2 separate regions of the Homo sapiens genome follow, and region 1 is linked to region 2. A link is a loop called in an ENCODE intact Hi-C map of the cell type or tissue named here. Cell type or tissue: heart right ventricle. All regions are shown on one strand. Each heading gives the region's core, and the rest is flanking DNA. Links, peaks and the distances in the headings are about the cores only.

Evidence for each region. Peaks named below come from ENCODE experiments on the same cell type or tissue, not always from the same donor. Only the 100,000 strongest peaks of a DNase experiment are listed, where the experiment ranks them.
Region 1: a loop joins it to region 2, with 2.1 times the contacts of the local background. A loop is called at or near these places in 48 of 110 quality-filtered maps.

The regions. Positions count from the first base shown.
Region 1 is chr3:11,573,787-11,589,162 of GRCh38, reverse strand. The region is part of intron 2 of VGLL4 (vestigial like family member 4); the gene reads left to right. It also overlaps a transcript of ATG7 not described here. Among named protein-coding and RNA genes, the nearest start is that of VGLL4, 62 kb to the left of the region's middle. RefSeq lists enhancers at 4,906-5,744, 13,579-14,399. In heart right ventricle, for the core only: no CTCF peak of the experiment used is centred there; a DNase peak (open chromatin) is centred at 6,792; H3K4me3 peaks cover 2,395 bases; H3K27ac peaks cover 4,847 bases.
Region 2 is chr3:11,627,728-11,643,103 of GRCh38, reverse strand. The region is part of intron 1 of VGLL4 (vestigial like family member 4); the gene reads left to right. Among named protein-coding and RNA genes, the nearest start is that of VGLL4, 8.5 kb to the left of the region's middle. RefSeq lists enhancers at 236-605, 3,150-4,101. In heart right ventricle, for the core only: no CTCF peak of the experiment used is centred there; no DNase peak of the experiment used is centred there; H3K4me3 peaks cover 1,576 bases; H3K27ac peaks cover 6,594 bases.

The DNA.
Region 1 (15,376 bases), core at 3,001-11,000, 52 kb after region 2:
GGTTGCCAGGTTCAGGAAAGAGTGCAGTCCCTTGTCTTATTTGATTTCCTCTTCCCTGAAGGGCTCTCCTCCCCTGCTTCCTGTGGCCCTTTTCTGGCTTTCTGTGGTCCCCTCCCACCTCTGTGGCCACTCCTCAGGATCTTCCAGAGACTCGTTGTTATTGGTATTCTCCAGGGCTCTGGCATTCTGCCTGCACAGACCCTTATAACCAAGTCACACATGAACCCGTGGCTGGACTTGCCACAATAGGTTGAGTCCCACATCTTTACCTCTAGCCTAGACCAAGCCTTCACACCCCATAGATCCACCCTCTCACTGGGTGTTGTATGTGTGCCCTAAATTCAGCACCGCCTCACTGGAATTGCCATCAGCTGCTCCATTGTTCTTCCAGCACTTCACCAAGTCTACTCCTTGCCTTCTGTCCCCCTATTCATGACTGATACAACTCTCTTTCCATTTGTCTGGGACGTTGCCTCCTCCTTCCTCCTGTCATTGCCTGTGGATCAGCCTGCTAACTTCCCAGTAGGCCCTGGCTGGGGCTGTAGTTTAGCCCCCTGTTTGCACGGCAGTGCCCTCCTGGCTGGTCTTACTGGTGCTCGAGTGTCAGAAGGTGGTTTCTGAAGTATTCATCTCTGCTTGGAATCCTTCCACGGCTCCCAGTCCACCACAGGGTGACACTGCCAAGGCCCATCTCCATGGGCGTCTGCCTGTAGGACCCCCTGGGCTGCAGCCCAACTGGGGGCCTGCACACTCACTTCATCCTCCAGTGTGGTTCTGAAAGCCACCTCCTCTGGCAAGTGGCACTTCCTCCTGCTTCAAGGTGAATACTACTTTGTGTAAAACGATGACACTCTGCTACAGTTGGGTGTCCAGCTGTCTGTCCCCTTCCCTGGTCTACAAGTTCCACCAGACCAGGGGCTGAATTTGCTCAGGTCTGTAGCACTATACCCTCCCAGTGCCTGACACCAACCAGGTGCTGAGTAAATGTGTGAATGAAAAAGGAGCCACGAGGAGAGCTCTGTGGAAACACTCTTCCCTTTGGGACAGATGTTAAGAATCACTTTTAAGCCCACATAAACCCTGAGTGGCACCACTTAGTATACTTCCATTTTCTCCCTTAGAGCCTTGATGTTTACTTCCACATGTGCCAGAACAGAGCGCCACCGCTCTCCTTTCCCTGCTAAGCTCTTGAAAACAGAAAACGAAAACGCACACATGCGCGAGGTTCAGTCGGTAGCACCAGCCCTGCCCGTGATGCTTCTTTCACGGCACGTGATCTCATCCCGGTGTTGACTCTCAGTAAGAAGCCCCCCAGGTTTCTTGTGTGGATGAAATGATTTTTTTCACTCCTCTGTATTTCTTGCTTATGCATCTGGCTCCAGTCCAAGTGTGAACATAAAGTGAGGTATATGAAAGTGAGGAATTCAGTGCATTTGGGTTGAGTCTCACAGGGCAGAGAGATGACCAGACATTTCTTTTGGGTGGAAATTGACCCAAAGTGCAGATTTGCTCATACTCTGCTAGAAAAGCAAACACATCTCGGCCCAAGTATGTACCAGTTCTGGTATTTTTCAAATTTTTCCAAAAAGTCCTCAAAGCCAAAGTGTTTTTCGGCTGTTTTCTAGTAGATTGTTGTTGCGTTTATTTTATTTTTGTGTGACAGATTTGTGCTTGTATCACTAATAGCTGTCATCCTCTGTGTGTTGGTTTTGAATGACACCACATCATTTTGTCTTAGGCCGTTGGCTTTTGAGCAAGTTACGTCCAGTGATAGAAACACAGACACTCCATGTCACCTAGAAGCTGACTGTCTACCATGGCTACGCTTGGTAGGGGAGGCATTGCTGAAAGGCGCCTGAGCCATGCAGCTCCTTCATCGGCAGGGATTCCTCTAGAACCTCATTGGAGGACTTTGCTGAGTTTATCACTGGATTGTGGCTCTGGCCCCCTTTGGACTGTGAAATAAGACACAGTTCCTTTAGGATGACCATCAAGGACTTTGTGATCTGCTCCCAAACTCCCTCTCCCAGTATTATTACTCAGAAGATGGCCTCCTTGGCCTTGCCTTGAAAGTCTCTTTGGCCACTAGCCATGGTTTAATTTCAAAATAATTTATTTAAATCCCTGCTATTATTTCTCGACTTTCGGCAAGCTACACAGAGTTTGTTGTCTGTGTGAGAAGCAGGTCTCGTGCAATTCAGGGCAAGCAGTTTGGATTCTCCAACTTCCCTTGTGACTTTCATTTTGAGGCTAATATTTGAAACTAACATATTTGTTGCCAGTGGCATCTTTTCATGCATGTCAGGCCTCTCTCCATCACGCAGGCTCCTCCTGGTATCCCTGTGCCAACTCTTGGGGAAGATTATTTGAGGGCTCCCGACAAAGCGATTGTCATATACAGCCGTCCCTGGATATCCTTGGGAGATTGGTTCCAAGACCCTCGAGGATACAGAAATCTAAGGATGCTCAAGTCCCTCGTGTAAAATGGCATAATATTTGCAGATAACCTATGGAAATCCTCTCGTATACTTAAGTCACCTCTAGCTTACTTATACCTAATACAATGTAAATGCTGTGGAAATGGTTGTTATACTGTATTGTTTAGGGAATTATTATTCCTAAGCAAGAAAAAAGTCTGTACCATCAGAGGCCTGACTCCATTTTCCATCCATGATCGGTTGAATCTGTGGATGCAGAACTTGAGGATATGGAGGGCAGTGTATACCATATTACCTGTGCTTTAAATCACATCATTCTACATATTCCAGCCAAATTTGGTGATAATCTCCTCTTTCTATCCTTCCTGCACCGTTTCCTCACCATAGATACTTTTTATTTTGGAGAAAGTTCAGACCTACAGAAATGCTGAAGGACTAGCACAGTGAACACTCACATACCCTTCCCTGCATTCATCGGTTGTTAACATTTGCCCGTATTTGCTTTATCTTTCTTTCATATGTGTGCAGACAATGATATGATCTCACATCATCTTTTCATATTCAGTAATGCCCTTTATACTTTAAGATTTTTTAAAAAATTCTTTTACATTCTTTTTAATTCAAGATTCAGTAATGAATCACACTACACTTAGTCATTGTATTTTCTAGCAATCTTTAATCTAGGAGTTGTCCCACTTTGCAGGGGGAAGGGTTGGGGGCTTTCATGGGAAGAGGGGACCCAGAGACTGCTCTGGAGTGTCAGCTCCTCAGGGCCTCTCTTTGAAACACCCAGGGACCAACGGCAGGGGGTCGCCTGTCCATCAGCACTGGGAGGGGTGACGTTGTATATGATAAAGGAGGGATTTAGGATATGTGTGGTTCCTCTGTGGTGGGAAGTGTGCATTCAGAAAGAGGACAAGGGAAGCAAGAGAGCTGTTGGAGGAGGCAGAAGATTTGGAATGCAAGATGGCGAGATACATGGAATAAATTAAACACCTCATGCCTGCTCTAAGATAAATCACCTTTTCATAATATTTGATTTCCTGCCCCAAAGGCTCATCTCTGTCTAGCCAACAATTCCAGCAGTTTTACTTTTTTAAAAAATCCAGTATCTTATTCATGGCAGAGGTGGAACATTCCCCTGTCCCTTTTTCTCCTTAAACCTACAAATCTGAAACAAGACCATAATAGATTTCTCTCTTGGGAGATCCCTCAATTTTTTACTTATAAATAATTCATTCAAGGCTCCATTGAAGTCTCTCTCCCTCTCTCTCTCTCTTTTTTTTTTTTTTAAGATGGAATCTCAATCTGCCACCCAGGCTGGAGTGCAGTGGCGCAATCTCGGTGCACTGCAACCTCTGCCTCCTAGGTTCAAGCAGTTCTGCCTCAGCCTCCTAAGTAGCTGGGACTACAGGCATGCGCCACCACATGAGGCTAATTTTTGTATTTTTAATAGAGACTGGGTTTCACCATGTTGGCCAGGGTGGTGTCGAACTCCTGACCTCAAGTGATCTGCCCGCCTCGGCCTCCCAAAGTGCTAGGATAACAGGCATGAGCCACTGTGTCCAGCCCAGTGAAGTCTCTTGACTGTGAAAACTGGTAGCATTTAAGTGTGTGTTGGGGCATGTTCTAGTTTTTAGCAGCATATTTGATGTATAATAAAAAGTGTTCTTGGGATTTTGACTTGATGTTAATAACTCCTTAATGGAGCAGTGATTGGAGGATGATATGTACATAGGACCTAGGAAGGTCACCAAGTTGTGACACTTGGAGCCGGTGGTGGTGGTGGTGGTGGTGGTGGATCCCTGGGTGCTGGGAGAGGGCAGAAGGCAGGCTCTGGTGAGATGCTGCACATGGACCCACCATGGGCGCCTTCCGCCTCCTGAAGCCCAGATCCCTGGGGCCACCTCATTTTTTTTTTTTTTCTCTTTTCAAGGATTGGTTGGTCAGCATTTTTTCATTTCCAAGAAATATCACAGTATCTTTCCAGTAAGTTGCCCCTTTTTCCTTAAACTAGGTTTGTTTTATGTTGCTTGTAACCAAAAGAACTTTTTAACAAATACAGATATTTGGGTTGTTTACATTGTTTTACTGTCATTTGCAGAACTTCGAATATCTCCATCCTTCCTCCCATCTCATATATTCCCACTTTTATAGAAGTGGAATTTCTGGGTCAGAGGTCTTCCATGTCTGTTTTCGCTGGTGTGTTCTGCCAGCTTCACTCTATATGGTTTACTGATCTGTTCCCACCAGCAGCTGTATGCATCTGTCTCTCTCTCGGCATCTTCCCACAGGTGACTGCTACCATTTATTCATTTATATAATATTTGCAAGTTTCTCGGGGAGAAACATTGTTATTGTGTGTTTTTTTGTTTGTTTGTTTGTTTTCTGCTACTAGAGAACTTGAATGATGTTTTCATATCCTTATTGGCCGTTTGCATTTCTTCTTCTGTGACCATGATGTTGTTTATACCTTGTCTTTTTTGTAAATTAGAGTATTCATCTTCTTTCTCTTGATATGTTACGACTCTTCATATTAAGGATGCTCTGTCAAATGCGTTGGGGAAAATAAGTAATGTTATTTGCTTTTCAGCATTATTTACTGTATTTTTGAAATATAGATTTTTAAAATTTGGATGTGGCCAAATCATTAAATCTTTTATTTAATGGAAAAGCCTCGTAAAATGTTCTGGAAGGGACTGAAATGTATTGTGTAACACCTGGCCTGGGTGTGTCTTGATGGTAGAATGATTGTATGTGTTTAATACACATGTCTGCCGTGGAGCGGAGGGAAGCTTATTGTTTGTGTGTCATCACTTCGTCAGTCCATCCCCCCAAACCTCTCCTGAGGGCCTCCTGGGTTGGGTGCGTTGGGGAGATATGAGTATGCTTGGGGGAGTCAGCCCTGGGTAGAGAGGAACTTAACTAGGCCAGAGAAGGTTTCTGCCATGGTGATGGGCAGGAATGTGCCCATCCTTGGCGGAGCTGAGGGGGCTATGGCCACTGTCTCCCAGAGGCAGGCCTGGAATGGGAGCATCGTCATCGTGACGAGAGTGGGATTGCAGCCCACTCCTTCCCGGGTTGTCTTCTTTTTTTGTCCTCTTTTTCTCACCTGGTCCCCTCCAGGATATTTTTCACTGTCACATTGAGCTTTTAGAGTATTTGATAGTCTCTTGTTGAGTACCATTAGTAAGCTCTGAAATCAGAAAAGTTTAAATTCTGCTTTTATTTAACCATTTTACCAGATGTTTCCTGTGGCTTGACAGATGTACCATTTACTAGAAAGTTACACTCCTGAGATTTGGAATGTTATGGACACTGTTGCTATAGACAGTGATTCTGTCAGGGCAGGATTTGGAAGACAATTTTCACATCATTTTGGGGTTGAAGATGTGTTTTTCACCAGAACAGAAATGCTATTTTCATAATCTGCTTTTATCTTGTCTTTTATAATTAGAACCTCTGGTTTATAAAATACTATATCTGGTTGATCAGAGTTTACTCTGATAAATACCGTGGTGCTTCAATTGGTGTTACTTTCTGAAAGCAGCTGGGCTTGGGTATATCAGGGTCTTGTTTGCAAAACTGACCTGGGTGTAAAAGAACTCAGGTAGTGGGCAGGTGGAAATTTAAATTGGGCTGAAAATCTTCTGCTTCACTTCTCCGGGCTACTTGATGCTGGCGTATGGCTAAGACATCTGCAGACTTAGCAACTTCTTGCACCCACCTGTAAGTTCACCAAGACAAACCTAGGATGGCTGTGGCACCTTTGCTTCTCCAGTGCCTGGAGTCACCATCTGTGGCAGCCTGAGTCCTAAGAGAAAAGCCTCTCACCTAGGGTTCTGCTGGTGGAAGGGAGGCAGAAGGAAGTTGCTTCCTACAGTGCAGGAGTGAGACTGTAGTTGCGGCTGCAGCAGAGAATAGGGGATTTCTGGCATTCCTTCTCTGAGGGGCCGGCTGCAGCCCTGCTGTGGAGTTGCATGCATCGTGCCTTCGGAGCGTCTCCACTTCTGCAGCAACCTTCCTCTCCTGTGTTTTCTTTAGCCTTATTTTGAAGTTTTATAAAAGCCTTATGTTATGGAAGATGGAGAAACAAAGAAAGAGGAAATCGCGTGCTGTAATTCTGACAGCAAATCTATTTTCTCACCAAATGGAACTGTAATGATGCGTGTAGCGTTTTGGCAAGGCACCCTCTATAAATAAACCCTCCCAGGAGTTCCTGACCTACCCCAGGACCCATAGGAAACTTTTATTGCAGTGCAGGGGGCAAGCAGGCCCCTTACCTCGCAACCCTCCTTTCAGGGAGGACTTTTATTCTGACAAGCGCCCGCCCATCCAGTTTTGTGCCTGAGACTGCTTGCCAAGTTTGTGAGGCCCAAGGCTTTCTTGTGGGAGGACGCTGGGCTGTCTTCATGCTCTTTGGCAATGATTAAAGTGAGGTTAGTACCAAGAACCCTTTCATTTTATTCCCTTATCCTTGCTTTTTCAAACCAGATGGCAACCCTGTATTTTCAGCTGTAATTAATTTAAACTGCGAGACAGCAAGTGCTGGGAGAGGTAGAGTAGTCTTTGCTTAGAAGGGACAGCAGTGATTTTCCTTCTCGTCCCTCCCTTCTCCCCAAACGCCACCTTGTCCCAATCAGATTTGTGCCATGCACAGTTTCTCCTAAGCGGGGACTGGAATGGGAGAGAGGGCTGCTGAGAGCAGCTGCAGCATGGCTGCCTGCAGTAGCTGGAAGGGTTAAGGCACACTAGTGATTGTTTCCTTCATGGATTGGAAGTAACCAAGTTTCAGGTGATGGCTGTCATGTGACCGCCTCTAGACAATGGTGCATAGTTTGGCTGCTGATTCGGGGAGTACAAGGTGCTTTTTCTTCCCACTCAGTCCAGCTGCCAAGATCGCCTCCAAAAGGGGGTATGTTTTAGGTTTAACATTTATTCTTAAAGAAAATTACAAGGGAAATAAAAGCACTTGGCTGCAGTTGGAGTCTGGAGGGTTTGACCTCAGCTATTTGACCACTTCTCTCCATGGAAATTGTACTTGAGTCCCTGCTAAGTTGCCTTAGAGTGCAGGACCAATTAGAGATTGAGAGATCTTTCACATTTAATAGAAAATGAATGCTTTTGTTTCATCTCTCAGTAACTTGTACGGTCATTCCACAGAGCAGCCTCTCCTCCCACCCTTTTGTCCCCTCCTTGTTCCGAATGAAGCTGGGTTGAAAATGGAGAGTGGAGTAAGTGACTGCTTGAGGGCCGGGTGTCTAGGTATGCTCACCTGCCTGCACAGATGAGGACCCTCCGGGTTTTAGTTTCATCATTCGAGAAATGCACTTTCTGGCCATTAAAGAGAAGTTGCATGGCTGGGCACGGTGGCTCACGTCTGTAATCTCAGAACTTCAGGAGGCCGAGGCAGGCAGATCACCTGAGGTCAGGAGTTTGAGGCCAGCCTGATCAACATGGTGAAACCCCGTCTCTACTAAAAATATAAAAATTAGCTAGGCGTGGTGGTGCATGCCTGTAATCCTAACTACTTGGGAGGCTGAGGCAGGAGAATCACTTGAACCCAGGAGGCAGAGGTTGCAGTGAGCTGAGATCGTGCCACTGCATGCCAGCCAGGGCGACAGAGAAAGAGTTATCTTTTTTTTTAAAAAAAAAAAAAAAGGAGTTGCAGATTGAAGAGGATCTGTTAACATAATGTATATGCAAAGCACTTTGTAACACTGTACACCAATGTTATACAAATGGTCAATATGTATTGCTGTTAACATTAGCCATCCTCCGATGACTTGAAACAATTTTTAAAGGTTCACAGTGAGAAATGAGAACCACAAATATGTAGCTTATAAGTCTCCGAAATGCTCACTGTTGATTACAACATCATTGACTCCAGTGGGCCCCTTGTGTGCCCAAGTTTGCTGGATTTAGTGAGCTGGGTGGTGAATATTCTTTGTTGATTTAACTTTTATGTCCAGTGTTTACATTATTGATGAACATTCATTTCTCTCATGAACCACTTGGGCTGTTTTCACAAAGGCTTACAATTTCAGTTATTGTTGTGGACAAGATCCATCCTTTTGGAAACCTTTAATTTTTCTCTAGTAGAGAGGGCCAAACGTTAAATGAAAAATGCATCCTATACTTCCCACCTCCTTTACTACCAATGATGTGTTGAACATTAAACAGAATTATCATATGATGCAGCAATTCTGCTTATAGGTATACACACGAAATAACTGAAAGCAGAGACTTGAACGGATACTTGCACACCCATGTTCATAGCAGCATTATTCACAATAGCCAAAAGTTGGAAACAACCCAAGTGCTCATCACCGGATGAATGGAAAAACCAAATGTGGTCTGTACACACAATGGAATATTACTCAGCCTTAAAAAGGAAGGAGATTCGGACCCATGCTACCACACAGATGCACCTTGTGTAAGCCAGTCATGGAAAGACAAATGTTGTATGATTCCACTGACATGAGGTTCCTAGAGTAGTGAAAGTCCTAGAAGGTAGAATGGTAGTTCCAGCGGCTGCAAGAAGGAGGAAATGGGAGGTTGGTGTTTAATGAGTGCAGAGTTTGGGAAGAGGAAAAAGTTCTGGAGACGGATGGTGCGGTTGGCGGCACAACATACCAGTGTACTTATTGTCACTGAAAAGTGGTGAATTTTATGTATGTAGTACTTTACCATAGTAAAAAAAATATGAAAAACTGTGATGACCAACTTCAGGTCAACTGAATAAACATTAATGAGTCCATTGTGTGTGAATCCTTTATATTCCATACTCATCTGGGGTGACTGAGGCTGTGAAGGAGAGTCAGGCAGCTTGGAGGGCAGACCGAGCTCCAGGAATACAGTATTTGGTGCCTAATAATCGACAGATGTGATGCGTGATGACCACCGGGGGTGGTAATTTTAATTTAATTCAAAGAGTAGTGAAGAGTCACCATTACCATCTGGTTTGGAAGCCCTCGTACAAAGGAAAGGTGCATGAAACTTGGGGTGCATGAAACTTGGGGGGGAGGGTGCTTCTGAATTCTCTGGAGGCATTATTTGAATCATCAACTCACGAGTTTGGGGGAAGAGATGCCACTTCAGTGTTGAATGGAATGATTGAACTCCCCCCACGTTCTTTTCAGTCTTCCACACTGCACACTCCACAGACGAACACTTCTGGGTGAAATATGATTTTATAGCCAGGGGGTTGCATCTAGATGTGAGTGATGTTACAGTGAAGCTCCAGAGATAGCTTAGTTCTGAAGTTTTTGCAGAATTTGAAAATGAGACTATTTTAAAAGAAATGCAGTTTTATAACTCAGATCAATGAAATAGGCTCTCAGTACTGTTTTTTTCCCGTGGGAACTCTGCTTTATTTGTCATTAGGGTGTCCATTGTCAGTAAAGCAGTAGCCTTGCTAAGTACCTGGAGGTCCTCAAAATAATTTTTTCTTTAAGTAATGTAAATCTTGTTTCTGTAAAGCAGTCTGGTTTTTTTTTTTTTTTTTAGAAAGTTAGCTTGGCCAACCCTTTCCCCCTAGTTTTGGAAAGATGGAGCGTAGCCCTGACTACCTGGATGCTCAGAGGCAGTTCATGTTGAGAATTAACACACTACATGATTGGCTCTCAGGAGGAAGGTCCTTACGGTCTATTAGTACTTTAAAGAATATACAGTAGAGGCCAGGTGCAGTGGCTCACGCCTGTAATCCCAGCACTTTGGGAGGCTGAGGCGGGCGGATCATGAGGTCAGGAAATTGAGACCATCCTGGCTAACACGATGAAACCCCGTCTCTACTAAAAATACAAAAATTAGCCGGGCGTGGTGGCGGGCGCTTGTAGTCCCAGCTACTTGGGAGGCTGAGGCAGGAGAATGGCGTGAACCTGGGAGGTGGAGCTTGCGATGAGCAGAGATCACGCCACTGCACTCCAGCCTGGGTGACAGAGCGAGACTCCATCTCAAAAAAAAAAAAAAAAAAAGAAAATATACAGTAGATGCCTCAAAATCTCTTACTAGATGAGCATTTAATCACTTCGTATACTCAATACTCAAATTTTCAATGGGTGTATAATAATTTAGCTCAATAGTTTTGGGGTTTATTTATTTATTATTATTACTTTTTTTTTTTTTGCAGAGTTTCTGAGTTCAGTCAGGGTAGATCGGTAACTTTAAGAGGAAAATCAGGTTTGATATTTTTATTTAGTGCTGAATAAATTTATTGAACCAGAGGTCTTCCTGTAGTACGGAGAAGTCCACAAAATAATTTCGAACTGGTTCCTACCAACCTTAGGGCTGGACCATGGGAAGGCGGCTGGCATTCAGGCAGTTGTGACCATGCTCCGGTGTGTGGGGAGGAGGAGACTGCCACACACCACGTGACGCAGAAAGGAAGTCTGATTATTTGTCTCTCATATGCCTGCACGCACTCATTCATGTCTGGTCTTTAGCCAGTATGGGGTCACAAAGCTGAAATAATGGGAAGAAAAGGATTGGAGACTTTTATGTGACCACACTGTGCAACATGGGTGTGGAAGTGCCTACTGGCATCTTGGGTTGTTTTGATGAAAGGATAGTACTGGTGACTGCAGGTCTTGGAATAATCCTGATGCTTTAGGTTAGTTTTTATTAGACTGTCTACGCTGGTGTTTCGTTCAGAAACGTGCTACGATAAATGGAAGGGAGTGAGTCCTTGCCTGTGTGCCCTATTTCCTTAGGCTGCTTCTGGAGTGTGACCCTCTTAAATATGAATGTTCACTTGTGGCATGTGCCCTGTGGGTGACAGGTTGGATAAGGAGTCTTGTGTCAGAGTAATTTGAAGGAGAATTCTGGGCATGGCAAGGTTGACATAGAAGTCCTTTTCAGTAGTTGGACGAGGAAATAAGATTCATTGAATTTTTCCAAAGGGCAGACCTGGGACCAAAGAATTGTATTTGAAGGCAGAGTTCATTCATTAGGAGGGAGAACCTTTAGGAAGGAGGTAGGCAGCTGTCTGGATAGTGTTTAAGCAGCAGCTGTGTGGTGCTCCTTGAGGGAGGCTGGGATTCCACATCTCTCTCCTGTTAAAACCATTTTAGTGTGAAGTGTTCTCCTGAGTTGGACAAAGCATCCAATCTTTCCAGTGTACAGTTTTTTTGGGGGGTGGGGTCTTGCTCTGTTGTTCAGACTGGAGTGCAGTGGCATGATCTCGGCTCACTGCAGCCTCTGCCTCCCACGTTCCAGCGATTCTCTTGCCTCAGCCTCCCGAGTAGCTGGGACTACAGGCATGCACCACCACACTTGGCTAATTTTTGTATTTTTTGTAAAGACGGGGTTTCACCATGCCAGGCTGGTCTTGAACTCCTGGCCTCAAGTGATCTGCCCGCCTCAGCCTCCCAAAGTTGAGATTACAGGCGTGAGCCACCACACCTGGCCACTAAACAGTTTTATAATATTTTCCAGCAATTTGCTGCATAATATGGAGTAAAAACTAAGAGTGAGCCTTCAAAAGAATTTGAAATTTTGAAAGATGACAGTGCCAGTCGCAAGAACGAGAGAGGGAATGGCAGAAGGTCTCCTCAGACCACTCGTTTCTAGGGGGTTGGCGCTGGCCAGGGCTGTTCTCCTTGGGTTTCCCCAGGAGCCCCAGGGCCATGGATGGCCCAGCCCTGGGTCACCCAGCTTCATGAGCTCCTCTGTCTGACTCTAACCTGTTGCTGCTGGTTTCTCCTGAGAATTTGTTTAGTTTTCGGTTGGCTCATTCATAAAATAGTTGTGTGCCAGGCCCTGTTCTAGACAGTGACTTGCAGACACTTCTGAGCAGCCTACCGAGCAGACACTGTTCCCGTTTCCCTCCAGGGGTGTCTAGAGGGAATGTGTCTTCTCTCCTAGTCTTGAGTTGGTGGATGGGCTCTCTCTCCACCCTCTGCCTTCCTGAGGCGGGCATCGGAGGCAGTGGGTCCTGCCCTCCACTTTTCCAGCACAGGAAAGGCCTTTCCAGCGGAGCTCAGAGTCAGATTGAGGGTGTGGGGTGGAGTGAAGCAGCAGGGAGAACAGGACGTCTGGGTTGACTAGCACTGGATGGTCTTAGTGGTCAAATGCCTTTTCTTCACCCCTCCCTCTAGTCCTCGCCTCAGCTGTCTCAAGTAGTCCCCGGAGGATGGCAAGGCAGGATGCCGACATGCTGATGCCTCTGCTGCTGTGCAGAGATCGCCGTGTCTCCCAGGGTTTTGTCCACCTCAGACACTGCAGCTCAGTGAGGAAGGAAAGATAGAGTGTTTTTCATCCCTTCTGTGATACAAGGACTCTATTTAATGTCAAAAATATGATAGTGGTTGTATTTTTAACATATTCCTTGAGAGATTACATAATGACAAAAACAACTACAAATTAGCAGTAGGAATTTTAAATTCTTTTCAATTTTATTAATCTCAGCAACATCTCCATTCATTTGAAAACTCTAATGTGGGACACATCTGTTTTGCCTGTAAACAGTGCTTAGCATGCACATGGATTCCTGCCCCATCTGAATTAAGTTCTGGGGGTCATGGCCGCAGGTGGGCATCCACTGCTGGCTGTGCTCTCACAACTACTTCCCTGGCAACAGTTGCTAACGTGGGGGCAGGTGAGATGCTTTACCGGTCATGTTCTCAGCCATGACCTGTTTCTCAAACATCAGTTTTTCTTAAAAAACTAAAGCTAATAATGGAAAACACATGTAGACAGTTCTGGTTAAAGAAAACTGGTACCTTATTTACATAGAGTTGAGCTATTCAGAAACGTGACCTGAGGATCTGGGCAACCTGGACGGGCTCCGCGCTGCTGGCCAGCATTTCCGTGAGTCCCGCCTCTCTAGAGGCAACGGGTCTGGAAAGCCTGCACACATTGCCAAGCAAAGAGGGTCTCTGAATGCTGGAATTGGATATGGGAAAGTTGCAGGGGTTGGCCCCAGACTCACTCAGAACCTGTTTGCTCTGACTTTACGCCTCATTCTAGCCAAACCAGCCACCTGGCTTTTTGGGCCACCATAGGGAGAATGGAAAGATGGAGACTTCCAGCAGCAGCGTTTCCGACAGGTCTCTAACTAAAATCACTTAGAGTTTCTCTCCTAAGGCTGGTGTCTGGGATCTTTCTTTAAGCGGCTGCCGCTGGGTAAGTGCACACTGTGGTTCCGGATCCGCCAGGTTTCCCAAGTGTCTTCCGTCCCTTGCACAGATCTGAGGACCGATTGTGCCCAAGGAAAGGAGGGACCCACTTTGCCCTCGGAGCTCCTTCCAGTCTCAAGGAGAGAGAGGGGCAGACTCACACACGATGCACATTCCAGCTGAGCTGCTGGAGGGAGTCAAAAGAAACTCGAAGGCTGGAGCATGTGGAGATGCTGGCTATGCTGATTTAATGACTGTCACTCTTGAGAGCACAGTGACTGGAAACCCTTGGCGCAGTTAGAGAGACAGAGTCCACACTGACAGGAGAGCAGCAGAATGGACGCCCGTTTGCTCTGACAGCACTCAGTGCGGCCGCCTTCCCTCTCGCACCACAGACCTGAGCTGCTTTTGAAACCCTCCGGGCATTGGCAGCAGGGGAGCAAGGACCCAAGTCCCTACTCTGCCACCTGCCAGCCACATGGCCCCAGGCAGATCCCTCCACCTCTCAATCCACTTTTCCTCGGTGTAAAGTGGGAATGGGGGGTTGGCACGAGCGTTGAAGAAGAGAGAGGAGGAGATGCAGGAGTAATGAAAAGATCTGCGGCTTTATTCTTTCATCCTCCCCAAACACTACCAAGCCAAAAGGGTTTTGGATGGTAACTCGGCCGACAAGCTTCTTCCCTTTTGTATGTAGGCGCATAAGATGGGGCTCTTTTTCCTGGCTTCCTGAACCATATTTGGGGGCAGCTAGCCCTCCAGCTTTTAAAATACACACACACACACACACACACACACACACACACACACACACACACACACACATATATAGTTGAATTGACAGTAATTGTACATATTCATGGGGTACATAGTGAAGTTTCGACATGTGTCATGTAGAGTGATGAGCTCAGGGTGGTTAGCCTCCATCAAACATTAATCGTTTCTTTGTGCTGGGAACATCCAATATATGGATGTTGTTTGAAACTGTGTAGTGTATTATTGTTAACTGCAGTCACCCTACAGTGGTCTAGGTGACCATAGTGCTGGAACTTACTCTTCCTACCTGGCTGTAATTTTGTATCCTTTAGCAAATCTCTCCAGCCCCTACCTTCTCCCTACCCTTCCCAGCCTCTGGAACTCTCAGCTTCTTACTGGCAGGTCTGGGCTGACTTGGCCTGCCCAGCTCTGGTCTCTGTTTGGACTGTCATTGTGCGGTGCTCGTGCAGTGCCTCAGGATGACAGGCATACAGGACAGGTGACCGAGGCCCAGTGGATCTCAGGACCTCTCTTTAAATGTCCAGAGGAAGCTTTAAAAACTTTTAGGTTGATCATAGATAAAGCAGAAGAAACATGGGTGTGGCAAATATCTAAAGCCGTGTAAAGCAAGGCAGCGGGTGGGTACGGCCTAGGGAATTGTGTTCGTTTCCTAGGGCTGCCATAACACAGGGCCACAGATGGGGTGGCTTAGGGTAAGAAAAACGTATTGTCTCACCGTTCCTGGTGCCTGAGATCAAGGTGTCAGCAGGGCTGGCTGCTTCTGAGGGCTGTGGGGAGCGTCTGTGCAGGCCTTTCTCTCAGCTGCTGGTGGCCTCTGGCATTCCATGGCTTGTTGATGACGGTCTTCTCTCTGTCTTCACATCTTCTTCCCTCCGTATGTGTCTGTCACTGTATCCAGATTTCCAGTGTTTTCTAATAGGACACCAGTCACATTGGATTAGAGCACGCCCTCATAACCACAGCTTACTTGGTCTTCGGTAAAGACCCTATTTCAGATAAGCTCACATTCAGAGAACCTAGGGGGTTAGGACTTCAATGTCTTTTCAG
Region 2 (15,376 bases), core at 4,689-12,688:
GACGCCGGTAAAAGTTGAGCCTCTTTGGGGGAGGGGCTGGTAAGGATTGCACCGTCTACTGTACCCTGCTGTGGGCCACGGCGCCCTGCAGCTCACGGAGGGGGAGCCAAAGTTACAGCGAGTTTTTGTGCTCGCGAGTGAGCGTCCCAAACAGCGGAGAATGTCCCTCTCCCGCGTGGGGCCGGAAGGGCACCGTGTCAGCGAGCACAGGCGGGCTCTTTGTCTCGCTGGCGCTTCCTGTGCAGCCCGGGGAGCGCTGACACTGGGGGGTGTTCCTCGCGCTCCGCTCCCTGTGGGAGCGATTACACAACACCCCGACCCCCAGCCTGCCCTGAAAAAGAGAGAGCCGCGCCGAACTGTTATTTATTACCTCCTACTGCCCGCGAGGTGCTTCCCCCACTGTCTTGTATTTCCAACTGTCTCTGGTAGCAGTCAGAGAAAAATCTATTTCTTAAGCCCTCGGACATCCTCTACGTGCGATTTGAAAAAGTGGCAATGGCCCTGGGTCTGCCGCCGAGGGCATCTCCGGGGGAGTTCGGCCTGGCAGGAAGAGTGTTTTCTGTTGTAACCACACACACATCCGGGACTCTTCTCTTTCTCATTCAGCAGGAGCAGTTTCCATTTTTTCTCCAATAATACACGGGACATTTCTCTTGAAAAAGAAAACAGTTACAAAAACTTGGGAGGGTGATTCACTTGTATTTTTTTAATCTAAAAACTTCAGGCCTGTTTCCTAATCAGTTGAAAACTCACCCTTTCAAGAGTATTTTTCCCCTTCAAGGAAAAAAAACAACAACAACCCTCATTCACGTTGTTTTTTAAAACTCTATGGATGAGGATCTCATATTTAACGTTTTTTAAAAAGAGTATTTGTTTTTCTTTACTCCTACTAGTTCCTGCTATGAGAATTTTCGTGAATTTCTTTCTTTGCATCTGATGTGTTAAGTAACATCTTGCTTCTGAACTCACTTAAAAAAGGCAGCCGACTTTAGAAAGCCGTAAGCAGCCATTGCTGGGCTTGTTTCCCGTGACATTCACACATTGTAGTCAGGGTTTTGTTTTTCTTGTTTTTTTTTTTTTTAACCATCCCCGCTTCCCCCAACAAGAAAGAAAAACTTCTGAGGCAATTTCTGTTGTATTGTCTTTGCCAACAAGTAATACGATATTTTAAAAACAAAACATAATGGCCTAAGAGAGAAATATAAGATTGTTAGGAAATTGATACCAGATTAGTTTTTCCTGTCTCCGATTGGTGAGGACCAACTTACGGACAGCGAGCCCAGGTCGAGTTGTTGTGTAGCATGCAACACCCAGGAAACTAGAGTGCTCTGCTCTGCTCTTCTCTCTCGGTATTTGGGAGGAAGAAACTTTGATTTTGAAGATTGAGTAGCTATATGGGATAATGGGCTGAAGTCTGTTTGGTTTAAACATCTGCTCCTATTTTCCTTATTATGAGAGTTAACATTATTTTAACACCAGAATAAATACAGAGGAAATGAAGGAAAGCACAGCAAAATTTGAGTGGTGTTTATAGTGAATTGTTGATGTCCTAGTGGTTTTCTCAGTGTAAACACTGCACACATCTGGTCTGAACTCCAGAGGGTGTTTTGAAGATGGGCATAAATCACACACGGGATTTTTTTGTAGGAAAAGTTGGAAAGGTTATGGTTCTTTAAAATCCAACACTTGGACTTGGAGAATATTCGTTTTAAACATATCAGCTCCCCAGCATTCCAGGGAAGTTGTTTGGAAAATGGAATGTACTGTTGGTAGGCAACATTTGATTTCATTTAGGGCACAGTCAAGTTTCATGCCCCTTAAGAATAAGGGACAAATTAATTTTATGACATTTTAGTTTTAAAAATTAAGATGCGGATGGTTAATTATTCTTACCAGCTAAATTATACCATATTCCTTAGTTGTATGAGACATAGCTCTACTCTAAAATAAACCATGTGTCTGGTCTTTTTTTTTTTTTTTTTTTTGGTGATGAAGTCTCGCTCTTGTCCCCCAGGCTGGAGTGCAATGGCGCGATCTTGGCTCACTGCAACCTCTGCCTCCCGGGTTCAAGCCATTCTCCTGCCACAGCCTCCTGAGTAGCTGGGATTACAGGTGCCTGCCACCATGCCCGGCCCATTTTTGTATTTTTAATAGAGATGGGTTTCACCATGTTGGGCAGGCTGGTTTCAAACTCCTGACCTCAGGTGATCCACCCACCTCAGCCTCCCAAAGTGCTGGGATTACAGGCATGAGCCACCGCACTCAGCCTGTACTGTCTTTCTTAAACCTCTCTTGTGACTTAATACGCAAATCGATCTTTTTAGCCGTTTACCTTGTAGCATACAAGGTCTTCCTTCCTGACTGACTCCATATTGCTTAGATGTGGACTCCCTCCTTGGTAACTGCTTCCTGGCTCCTGCCCTCCACCATAGTTGTCTGCAAGAATAACTGAAAAGAATAAAGGGAAAAAGTTAACCACAATTAGCAGGTTTGGGGTGGGAGAAGGAGACGTTAGGGAGAGGGCCGGAAGAATCGAAGTCTGGCTGACTTCTGGAAGCTAACTAATTCCCTTCACTAATGATGAGCGGATTAGTAGAACTGGGCTTGTGCTATGTGTTCAGAACCTCATGGCTTATTACTACCGTACTCAGCAATTAACCACTGCGTCCATCACCCCACTGAATGCTCAGATGATACCCACTTGAAGCCCAGTTTTGCCTCTGTCTCCATGCAAAGGTCATAGGCCAACCCCAGCCCTCATTTTTTCCCTCCTCTGAACACCTGAGAATACCTTACTAGACTGGCGAAAGCCTCGTGAAGGCAGAGCATTCTGTCTTGGTGACCGCTGCATCCCTGAATCCTAGCACAGGGTCTGAGTGGGCTTTCAGGAAGTGGTTTAGAATGAAGGCTGACTCAAAAAAAAATCAGTGCAAGCTCTCAATGGCAGCTGTAGTTGCTCCTGTATAATTTAATACTTGATTATATACTGCCTTGTATTCTCTATCTAATTATTGCAGAGCTATCCAGGGCCTCAGACATCATCTAATACCTTTGCCTTGTTTTCACCAAGGAAAGTGAGGCTCAGAGAGGGAAACTCTGTTTTTCAGAGAGTTGATTTAGTTTATTTAGAAAGTTTGTGGCAGGATTGAATTGAGTTTTGACTCTTCTATGAATCTTCTATGCCGTGCTGCCTCTCCAGAATTATTTCATGTCTTTTTTTTTTCTTTTGAGACGGAGTCTTGCTCTGTCGCCCAGACTAGAGTGCAGTGGCGCCATCTCCACTCACTGCAACCTCTGCCTCCCGGGTTCAAGTGATTTTCCTGCCTCAGCCTCACTAGTAGCTGGGATTACAGTAGGTGCCCTGCACCATGACCAGCTAATTTTTGTATTTTTGGTAGAGGTAGGGTTTCACCATGTTGGCCAGGCTGGTCTCAAACTCCTGATCTCAGGTAATCCGCCCGCCTTGGCCTTCCAAAGTGCTGGGATTACAGGTGTGAGCCACCGCGCCGGGCTTATTTCATGTCTTATCTCCTCATTAGCTCCGTGATGTTAGGGTCATGCCCCGTCCTGGGTGCCCTCACGGCCTAGCACGGGGATAACACCCTGGATTACAGCACACAGTGGAGCCTCTCCCACTTCTCCTTGCTCTGAAGCCAGTTGCTGGTCCAAATTCCGAGGCTGTTGTGATGTTGGGGAAAGGGTAGGTGAGACACCTCTGAGTGACCGGCCTCGCTGGAAGGTGCTCTTCGTGCTGCTCTGGCACTGGGCTTGCTTTCCTTTTGTCTGCCTGTGCAGAGGAGGAGGCCTGCGTGGATGCCAGCTCCAGAGCCAGTCCCCAGGGAGCAGGGACAGGGACAGGTTAGACCACGGGCTTTCCTCAAGATCGCTGTCGCTGCACTGACATCATCCCTGGGGCTGAGACCTGGGTCTGAGCCCTGGCTGGCTGGGGCTTTACACTGCTGGTAGCGATACTTTAATTATGGGTTAAGAGCCATTAGTGTGTAATTTGGTGGAAGAATTCTCTCCTTTTAATTTAATAGCGTGATTTATATTGGGAGAAAGTAGGAATACATTGCATAGTGTGATCCTCTCAAAGCTTAAGAGCGAATTATTCCGACTTCAAGCTTTAGAACGGTTCATTGTTTTAGGCACAGTTATCCCTTGTTTCATCACGGGCAACTTTTAAATTAATTTTCTGGAATGGAAGGGAAGACGCACACTGGAGAGTTGCTGAGTTCAGTGAGACCCTGTGATCTTTTGTTTTCCACCAGTCTAACCACCAGCGGTTGAGTGGAGTCCTGGCTTCATTGTTCTTTGTCTAATGAGCTCAGAACCTTCAGGAAACTTAGGAGGCTTGGGTAGGTGAAAAGGCCACAGCGCAGGGCCATTTCGTACCCTCTCCTGGTCCCCAGCCCTGCATATCAAGTGACGAGCTCTTGATCTGGGATGTATTCCGAGGTAGAACATCTGTAACTGTTTTGCTGTGGAAAGTCATTTTACTTTAGCTTTTTACTTGCAGGAAAGGATAGGGAGTGGGGGCCAGTGGGGGTTAGGGAGGAAGGGGGAGACAGAGAGAGAGAGAAAGAAACTAGGAGGAGCTTGGTTAGTAAAACATGCCCAGGTGAGCCCAGGAGCTCTGCGAGAGAGCTGGCCTGGCTGGTGTCTTTCTCCTAATTACAGTTTGTGAAGGAAGGTGTGATTATACCCTTCCTTCCAGCTCCCACCCTTGTTTCTCAGCCCGCTTCTCGAAAGATTATTGTACTTGGCTGTTTATCTCTTGGAGCCTACACTTGGCTCCTTCTGGAGGCCAGGTTTGTCTTCCTCCCTCCTTCCTCCGTTCCCTATTGTCTGCGTGGCCTTGTATTCCTAGGGTGCCTGGATGTGTTGCTGTGAAGATTTTTTAAAACATGCGGTAAAGATAGAAAGCAATCCTCCTTGGCACGTGAGGAGATTCCAAACTTCTCAATATAGCTTAGTTCTCCCTGACTGTGAGGATGTTGCAGAAAACTGGATTTTTTCAGGAAGAAATTAGATCCAGATTTAGCACTTACGCATGTACACAAATATATAAAAACAGTCGGACCAGGGAATGTTTCTGGCGATCTTTGTCATCTCAAAGTATCTGACGTTTATTCAGTGGCGGTTTCTATTTAGTGGTATTTATTATTGCACATTGAAGCTCATGGCAACTGTTTTTTAAGACTTGCTCTGCATTGTATTCCAAAACAGTTTTCTCTCCGTCTTTTATTTTTTAATGAACTCATGTGTCATTTCCCACCCCCCAACTCCACAACAAAATCCTAACCGTGGTTGCTTATTTTTAAAAGCAGGACCTGAAAATGATTTTGCTTTCTTCATTTGCTCTCCTTTCCTTTCTGAATGTTACATGTTCTGTAAGTTCGAAGGAATTATTTTTGTCACTTTGCTTTGCTGTCTTGCCTTTTCTGCATTGTTGTTTAATTCTGTTGATTGTTTTAATTTCAAGGTATTATGTATAGAATGTTTTAATCCTATCAATGTGAATCATGACTAGTTGAAAGAATGTTTATTTACTCTAAATGAAATAGAGAATCTATTCTTAAAAGTCCTCTTTAATGTGTTGCTATGCATAGGATCGTTCCAAACTCTTAATATTTCACTCTTTTGTTTGCAAAGAAGTCTGTAAACATGACAAACTGAAATATATCTAGTAAGTGATTAGAGAAAACTTAGTACTAGTACCATTTTGTTATCCATTCTGTTATTAAACATTTATGGAATGCCTATACTCTACTAAGAAATGTATTAGGGATCGATCTCTCAACATGTTTTATAATGAAATATACATACAGAAAAGTGTATAAAAATGTGTATTTTATGGTTAGAGAAATGAACAACCCGGTGACTATGGCCAGGTCAAGAAATAGTAAATCGCCCCTTCCAGGTATTATCTTTTGATCAGATCCCTCCCAGCCCCAAGAGTTCACCACAGTTGTAACTTGCTTTTCTTTATACCTTTACTACCATGTGTCTAATTCTAAACAAATTCTAGCTTTTTTTTTTTTTTTACCCTGTATAGGGAGATGCCTGTATGCCTTCTTTTGTATCTTTTTTGTGAGATCTTTTAAAGTAGTGCACACATCCTGAGAGGTTGTTTTCTCCATGTGAAGCCAGCGTCTCTTTGAGTGTGAGAACTCTTGGCTGTGGGATATACAGACATTATATACAGATAATATATGTCCCAGCTTCCCTTCTCATTCATCTGTAGCTCCACTGTTTATTAAACAGAGTTGGTGATACTTTGGGAAGAACTTTTTTTTCAGTTAGTATTTTGTTCACATTCTTCATCACCTGTTGAAGCCCTCCCACCATCCTTGGTGTAATGGAAAACTAGGAGAAAATTCTGCACAGTTTTGGAGAATGCAACATGGGGGACACTTCCGGAGATACATAGCTTACTTAGGGCCTGAACAGCGACTTTCCTGCTGCATTAATAAACAATTTGCTTAAAGGCTGAGATGTGTTACAAGTCAACTTTGTTGCTGTGCCAGGTTTCTTTGGATCTTAATCCAGGGACTTTTGGATACATAGAAAAAGCTTAAATTGCTCCAGTATCCAAACAATACCCTATATTGTATAGAGATGGCTGTTAGAGAGCAGCACGTTTCTAAAACAATACTCTGCATTATGCACCATCTAAAATTGTGAATGAAAAAGAATTACTCATGTATTGCTCTTGATTTTTATTTTATATCTGTTTTGCATGAAAATAGTTTCCTGTTAATTCTTCTTGGCTAATGATTTGATTTTAATAGAGTGAATTCCAGACTCTAATGGTTTGATGCAGATGTACTCTGCCAAGCAATTTAGCAAAGATGTTTACACTACCCATAATCCAGCTGGGAGACTCTACACTTCTTCCCTGATAACAGTTAAGGGAGTGATGAGTGCAAGTTTCTGGACATTTTCCCCTTAGAAAATAAATGCATCTTCCATTATATGGCAGTACTATTAACGCGACAAGAGATTAATTTAAAATTCTATTTTAATGTCAGCAGTTTTTTTCTTTACCCATGTTCTTCCATTCTTAACTACGCAAGTCCTTTTAAACTATTGTTTTTCTGATGAGCCACTGATAAACTATTGGCTGACCCCAGAAAGAACCTTTGTTTTATTTTCCTGCTGAAAAGTTATGACCTCTTCTCTAATGCTTAAAATCACCCACGAGAATGATCTGGTTCGCTGTTTAAGGAATATGTAATAGCAGCTGTGCCAGGCTTTAAGTTCTACCGACTAGAAAGTAAAGGGAATGGAAAATAGCTGTCATTCTCAGTATAAACCTTATGTGCAGTTTTCTAGCACAGCTCTGCTGAATTCAAAATTCGGAGCAGTTAACACCAGTTTCTGGAGACCAGGCTGGGAGGCTTTTTTCTATTAGAGGCTTCATACCAATAAAAGAGGGCTGATACTGGTAGGGAACAAGGTAAAGTTCCAGAACTCACAGTGGACATCAAGCATTGCGCTCTTGGTGTTTGATACAGTGCATACAGTATTTGGTTCTATATTTTGTCCAATAAAGAGAGAGTGAGTGGGAGAGGACCTTCTTGTGGAGCTGGAAGAATCTGCTCTATATCTTAGAGAAAATAAAAGAACCACATGTTGCTTCCCTGCCTGCAAGCTCTTCTGAATTCATCACCATTCATGTTCCTTCCTTCAGGGGAAATGAAGGCAGATTGTTCTGTTGGTGCTCACAGATCTCTTTCTGTTCTGATACCCTCCTCTTCCTCTCCTGCTTCTTTCCCTTCATCATGTGCTCCTATACAAGTCTCTCCCAACTTTAAAACAAAAACAAACCCTTCCCTAAATCTTGTGTTTGTTCCAGCCATTAGACTGTATCGTCCTTGCCATCCACGTTATTGGAAGAAGGCCAGCTCACCTCTACTCCCTTTCTGCCCTTTCCCTCTTAATCTGCTGTCCTCTGATTTCTGCTCCCACAACTCTGTTGAATTTGTTCCAGACACGGTCACTAAATGATATCCTAGTGGCAAGTTCAGTCTTTTTTAGTCTTTACCTTAGTCTCTTTATGCCATGCAATACTGACTTTTTACAAATTCTTAAAATTCTTGCCTCCCTTTGCTCAAATACTGAGTCCTGGCCAGGGGCGGTTGCTCACGCCTGTAATCCCAGCACTTTGGGAGACTGAGGCAGGCAGATTGCTTGAGCTCAGGAGTTTGAGACCTGCCTGGCCAATGTGGTGAAACGCCGCCTCTACTAAAAATATAAAAATTAGCCAGGCATGCTGGTGCGCGATCCCAGATACTCGGGAGGGTGAGGCAGGAGAATCACTTGAACCTGGGAGGCGGCGGTTGCAGTGAGCCAATATCATCCCACCGCACTCTGGCCTGGGCAACAGAGTGAGACTCGGTCTCAAAAGAAAAAAAAAAAACCTGAGTCCTCATTCCTTCAGAAATAAGGTGCTGGTGCACATATGGTGAGCAACACCAGTGAAGAGGGGCTTGATGGAGCTCCTCGGGGTGAGTAGGCGGGCATAAAAGGGTGACGCAGGCTGATGAGCACTAAAAACAAACTTTTGTCACAGTTTGAGAATGGACTGGAAGGGAATAAGAGATGAAATAGTAATAGGAGAGGATGTGAACCTGGTGCACTGGCTTAGGCAAGAGATAGGGGTAAGGCAAATTCTGACGGTGGCCACAGAGGAAAGCAGTGGATAGACGTATGAGATCCTTAGGGGAGGAGCCTGGCAGGGATTGGTGATGGATTGAACAGCGGATGAGGGAGAGGACGTAGGAGACACTAAGGGTGCCTCCCAGGTTTCCAGCTCCTACAAGCGGATGGGTGGTGCTGCCATCTGCAGAGACAGGAAACACAGGAAGAGGACTAGGTTCTGGGGTGAGCTCATAGGCTTAGCTTCGGCTGCGTTGAGTTTAAAGGCTCTGAGATTTCGAAGAAGAGATAAATAATAGAAAGTTGGGTATATGGTTCTAGAGCTCAGGAGAGGCTGCTGCTGGAGATACTTGGATAGAGAATACTTGAAGCTTTGAGTGAGCGTGGTCACCTGGGGCAAAGGGTGGAATAGGTTGAAGAGGTCCTGGGAACTCCTCTCTTACGAGGTCTCCATTAATTTTCCTGTTAATTGCTAAAATAATCTCTAAACTGCTCCCTGCCTCTAATCTCATCTTCTTCTAGGTTTACATCTGTAATATTACCAGAATATCATTCCGGCTTACCTCTTCAGCCTTACTTTCCATGTTCGCTCACACCCTGCAGTCCACATAACGTGAAACTGCTTCCTGTGAGTAAGCCCTTTTGCCTCTATCTGAAATCTCCCTGTTCCTTTCTCGTGGCTCCTATTAGTCCCTCAAGGGCAAGGGCTTCTTCTGGAAAGTGACCCTCCTCTCCTCTGCCTTCTTTTCTTCATCTTTTTTTTGTTTTTTTGAGACGGTGTCTTGCTCTGTCGCCAGGCTGGAGTGCAGTGGTGCGATCTCGGCTCACTGCAACCTCCGCCTTCCAGGTTCAAGCGATTCTTCTGCCTCAGCCTCCTGAGTAGCTGGGACTACAGGTGCGTGCCACCACACCCAGCTAATTTTTTTGTATTTTTAGTAGAGACGGGGTTTCACAGTGTTGGCCAGGATGGTCTTGATCTCTTGACCTCGTGATCTTGCCCGCCTTGGCCTCCCAAAGTGCTGGGATTACAGGTGTGAGCCACCGCTCCTGGCCCTCCTCTGCCTTCTTGGAGGGATTAGGTGTTTGTATTTTCATGGCATGCTGTGCATACTTCTGCCATGGAATTTATCTCGCTGTGTTACCTCCCTCCTCTGTCTGGCTTACTCTAATTTCTGGGAGGGCTAGGATTTTGTCTTGCAGCTACTCGTTCTTCACACCAGGCAAGTGTTGTCTCCTTATGAATGACTCCAGTGTCTTTTGACTAAAGATAAGCATTGAAATTGCCTGACTAGCCCAAGGATACTCAGCGAGTTGGTGATACAAGTGAGTTTCTTAATTCTTAGAATACTGTTCTTAGAGGCAGGAAAGATAGCTGGGAAAAGGAGGAATATTAATAAGAGGGGAAGAGAGAGAAGAAAAACTCTTTAGGACTTAGCTTCTGTAGGAAAACATTTGAAGTTGGCTGCTTGATTACAGATAGCTGCCCTTGTTCGTCTTGCTTTCTAGTTACTTGACTTTGGACAGTCTGCTAAACGAACTGATCACTGATGGGAAAATATTTAATACCCATTATGTGCCAGGAACTGTTTTATGTGCTGGGGATATGGCTGCTAGCAAAACAGACAGCAAGATCCCTGACTTTATGGAGTGTATGTTCTAGCAGGGGAGACAGATGAGCAACAGGGAAATAAAGAAGATAATTACAGGTTATGAAGAGTCTTATGCCAGGTTGATGTCTGTTAGCTGATTTACTGTTCAGAGTGACTATATCCAAACATGAAAAGGAACTGCTTTTATTTTCAAACTTCAGAATATGAATTTGAGAGGATGATTTATTTTCCCCATGGTCTTCTGAAGGATTTTAAAGTACATTAAGGAAACTTGCAGAAAATTTCTTTGGAATCTTAGGAGTGTGGGATTTTTTTCCTTGATCTGTTAACTATGGCCAGAGTCAGACTGCCTCACTCCATTGTATCTGTCACTATACTGGGAACTAGCATTTATTGAAGCATTATTAGCCTTTTTTAAAAAGAAAGATGAAATGGTTCGTCTTGGGTCTTAATAGGAATGAAATATATGTAGAACTTTTAAATTCAGTGAATTTTATTTTATTTTTTTTTTATTTTTGAGACAGAGTGTTGCTCTGTCACCCAGGCTGGAGTGCAGTGGCACGATCTCAGCTCATTGCAACCTCTGCCTCCTGGGTTCAAGCCATTCTCCCGCCTCAGCCTCCCAAGTAGCTGGGACTACAGGTGCGTGCCATTACACACGGCTAATTTTTGTATTTTTAGTAAGGCAGGGTTTTACTGTGTTGTCTGGGCTGGAATTGAACTCCTGACCTCAGGCGATCTGCCTGCCCAAAGTGCTGGGATGACAGGTGTGAGCCACTGCGCACGGCCAAGTTCAGTGAATTTTAAAAGGCTTAAGAAATTGATGGATTAGTTGTATGTTCTGAAAATACTGTGGTCAGACCTAACGCTGCCTTGAATAGGACAGACACTACAGCACTCCGAGGGGGATTTCTGATGATGAGCTCTGACCTCATGATAGTGGAGTACTTCGTGAGGGCTAGATAAAATGCAAACCTGGGGCTTAATTGGGATAATGGACTGGGATTTTCCACTTGTTCTGTTTTCTTTCTTCCTTTATTTTTATTGAGGCATAATTAATTATGATGAACTCCTAAGGGTATAGCTTTGTAAATTTTTCCCCCCATGTTTTGTCAAACATAAAATTAGATCAAGTTAGAATTTTAAGTGTTTCTCATACATACAAGAGGAGAGTTCATGGACTGGGAGACCTCAAACCCAAAAATGTCACAGTCTTACTTTATAGCAGTTACGGTGCAGTTTAGAGCATAAAGGAGGAATGACCTGACCTTTTTCATGAATGGCTGTCATGTATAGATCCTTAAGGCAGACAGCTGTTTAAGCTGATTTGTTGTTAGTTGATGGGTTTGATCCTTATCAAACCTTATTTTTGTCCTTATCTGCTGATAAGGACAAAAAACTCAGATTTGTGTTTCTTTTATATTTAGGTTTAGTGTTTGGGGAAATCAGGATGACTTAAGTTTTGGTTATGAGTGGTTGGCCTTGGGCTGTCTAAACTTTGGCCTCCATTATTCTGTATTTATTGTTAATAGTCTTTTTGATTGGGGCTGACTACCCAGATCAAGAGGGAGAGCATTCTCATCGCCCCTGAGCCTCCTCGAGCTTCCTTACCAGTCAGTACGCACATCCCCCAAAGAGAACCACTGTTTTGGCTTCTGCAGTTATATATTAGGTTGGCCTGGTCTTGAACGTCGTATAAAGTAATTTGGATCCAGCTTCTTGTGCCTAACGTAGTGTTTCTGAGATTCATGCATGCTCCTGGAGTAGTTTGTTCTTTGGCATTGTCGTCTTATGCGTATACCACAATTTGCTCATCTCTTCTAAACTTGATGGATGATGTTTTAAGTTTCCGGTTTTCAACTATAATGAATGAACTTGCTCAGAATTGTTTATTCTGTGGCCAAGTATATATATAACATAAAACGTATTATTTTAACCATTTTAAGAGGTACACTTTGTTGTACAGTGTTCGAACATTTTTATGCAAGCTTTTTGTGGACATATGTGGTCATTTCTTTTGGGTAAATACTTAGTAGAATTGCCGGATTATTGGGTACGTTTAACTTTTTAAGCAACTGCACAACTGTTTTCCAAAGTGGTTATAGCATCTTACTCTTCTACCAGCAGTGTATAAGCATTTCAGGAACTCTACATCTTTATTTATTTTTTTATTTTTTATTTTTGAGACGGAGTTTCACTCTTGTTGTCCAGGCTGGAGTGTAGTGGCGTGATCTTGGCTCACTGCAACCTCCGCCTCCTGGGTTCAAGTGATTCTCCTCTCTCACCCTCCCCAGTAGCTGGGATTACAGGCGCCCGCCACCACGCCCATCTAATTTTTTGTGTGTTTAGTAGAGCCAGGGTCACACCATGTTGGACAGGCTGGTTTCGAAGTCCTGACCTCAGGTGATCCACCTGCCTCGGCCTCCCAAAGTGCTGGGGTTACAGGTGTGAGCCACCACGCCCGGCCAGGAACTCTAAATCTTTACCAATAATTGATATTGCCAACTTGTAAAATTTCAGTTCTGGTGGGGATTTATGGACAATATTAAGGTGTTGCTCATTGTTAACTTGTAATTCATTACTTATTGGAATGCCTATTATGACACTGTTGATTGGTACTATGTGAAAAAAAGATATATTCCGTACTTTTGGCAAGTTTATTGTCTAAATTAGAGGCTGGAGTATGTATATTTCTTGCCTAATTTCATGGCAGAGGTAGTGATTTTGGTATTGTCAGGGGAGGGGTTGTTTTTCCAAATGGGTAAATCTAAGCCATGGAAACCAGCAGGCAGCCAGATAGAGGGATGTGAAAAAACACCAACGTGGCACAGAAGACTCTTTTTTGAGAACACTTTCCTTTAGCTTAGTATAGCTTTGCTTTATTTCTTATTTGGTAGTGATTCATCCAACCACTGGCCTGTTAAAATAAAGCTCAAGGATTAAGCTCTCGTAACTCCAATTTGATTTATCTTCTGGTTTGCCAACTATTCCCTCTTTAGATTCTTTGAGTTTTTTCTCCCATTTGGAATGCCCTTTCTACTCCTTTCCAGCTACGTGGATTCTTTTTTTTTTTTTTTTTTTTTGAGACCCGTCTCGCTCTGTAGCCCAGGCTGGAGTGCAGCGATCTCATCTCACTGCAACCTCCGCCTCTGCCTCCCGGGTTCAAGTGATTCTCCTACCTCAGCCTCCCGAGTAGGTGGGATTACAGGCGCTTGCCACCACAACTGGCTAATTTTATGTGTTTTTAGTTTCACTGTGTTGGCCAGGCTGGTCTTGAACTCCTGACCTCAGGTGATCCACCTGCCTCTGCCTCCCAAAGTGCTGGGATTACAGGTGTGAGCCCCCAGTTCCAGCCCCAGCTATGTGGATTCTATGTATCTTTCAAGGTGTGGCCCAACCTCGTTTTATGAAATTTTACCTGGAAGATCTTATAGGCAGGAATTGGACCTTAACCTTTTTTTTTTTTCAATCTACATGTTTTGGGAAGAATATTTCTTCTTATTGTCTGCTTTTATTTTTGAATACCAAAGAAATATAGAGAATTGTAGAATCTTTTAAAAACACAGGCATGTATAAAGAATAGGAAAAGATTGGCTACACCCCAGAAACAACCATATTGCACTATTGATTTCAGTCTTTTCTCCTGAGTGTATATAATTTAACACAACCAAAATCATAGTGTGTTTAAAATTTTATATTCTGAATTTTATTTCATTCAGTATTGTGAAAATTGGCTTTGGTTTTGAAATTCTACAAAAAATCATTAATGTCTACTTATTTTTCCTATAGCTATGGCATCATTTATGCAAACACCTCTCTGTAGTTGGTCATTAAGGATATTTCCTATATTTGAAAGGTCTTAATAGATTATGGAAGTGCCTATTTTACTGCATGCTAATCAGCATGCTTTCCCCAAAATCTTTGGCAATTGTTTGGTCCAAAGTAGTATCTCATATTTAAATTTAAAGTTATTAGCAGTGAGATTGATTTTTTTGTTTTTGTTTTTGTTTGAGACAGAGTCTCGCTCTGTCACTCAGGCTGGAGTGAAGTGGTGCGATCTCTGCTCACTGCAAGCTCTGCCTCCCGTGTTCACACCATTCTTCTGCCTCAGCCTCCAGAATAGCTGGGATTACAGGCGCCCGCCACCACGCCCGGCTAAATGTTTGTATTTTTAGTAGAGACGGGGTTTCACCGTGTTAGCTAGGATGGTCTCAATCTCCTGACCTCGTGATCCGCCCGCCTTGGCCTCCCAAAGTGCTGGGATTACAGGCGTGAGCCACCGCGCCCGGCCGAGATTGATTAATTTTTAAATGCTTATTAATTTTTCATATTTGGGAAAACATTTAAACTTTTTTTGATAAATTTTATTTTTTAGTCAACACATTGTATCTATTTTTAGGGTACAATTCGATGTTTCTTTTCTTTTTTTTTTTTGTTTTTTGAGACGGAGTTTCACTCTTGTTGCCCAGGCTGGCTTGCAATGGCACGATCTCGGTTTACCGCAACCTCTGCCTCCCGGGTTCAAGCCATTCTCCTGCTTCAGCCTCCCAAGTAGCTGGAATCACAGGCATGCACCACCATGCTTGGCTAATTTTGTATTTTTAGTAGAGATGGGGTTTCTCCATGTTGGTCAGGCTGGTCTCGAATTCCCGAACTCAGGTGATCTGCCCACCTTGGCCTCCCAAAGTGCTGGGATTATAGGCATGAGCCACCATGCTGGGCCAATTTGATGTTTTAATACATATTTATGTTGTATAATGATCCAGTCAGTGTAGTTCTTGTATTCATTACCTTATCATTTATTTGTTGTGAGGGCCTTCAGAAGCCTCTCATGTAGCTATTTTAGAATATGCAATCTTTTACTGTTAACCATAGTAATCCTCCTATGCACTAGAGCAGCAGAATTTATTCCTCCTATCTAAAGTAACTTTTGTACTTTAACCTTTTAAAATGTCAGTGCCTAGCAAGATGCTTTGTCCTCTTTCAATGTGTGATATGTTTATATCATCCTCTTTTGAATTTCTGTTGAGTTTATAGTCTGTAATATACATTTGGCAGTTATATCACTTTGTATTTTATTGTCTTTAATGTAAATGTGACTG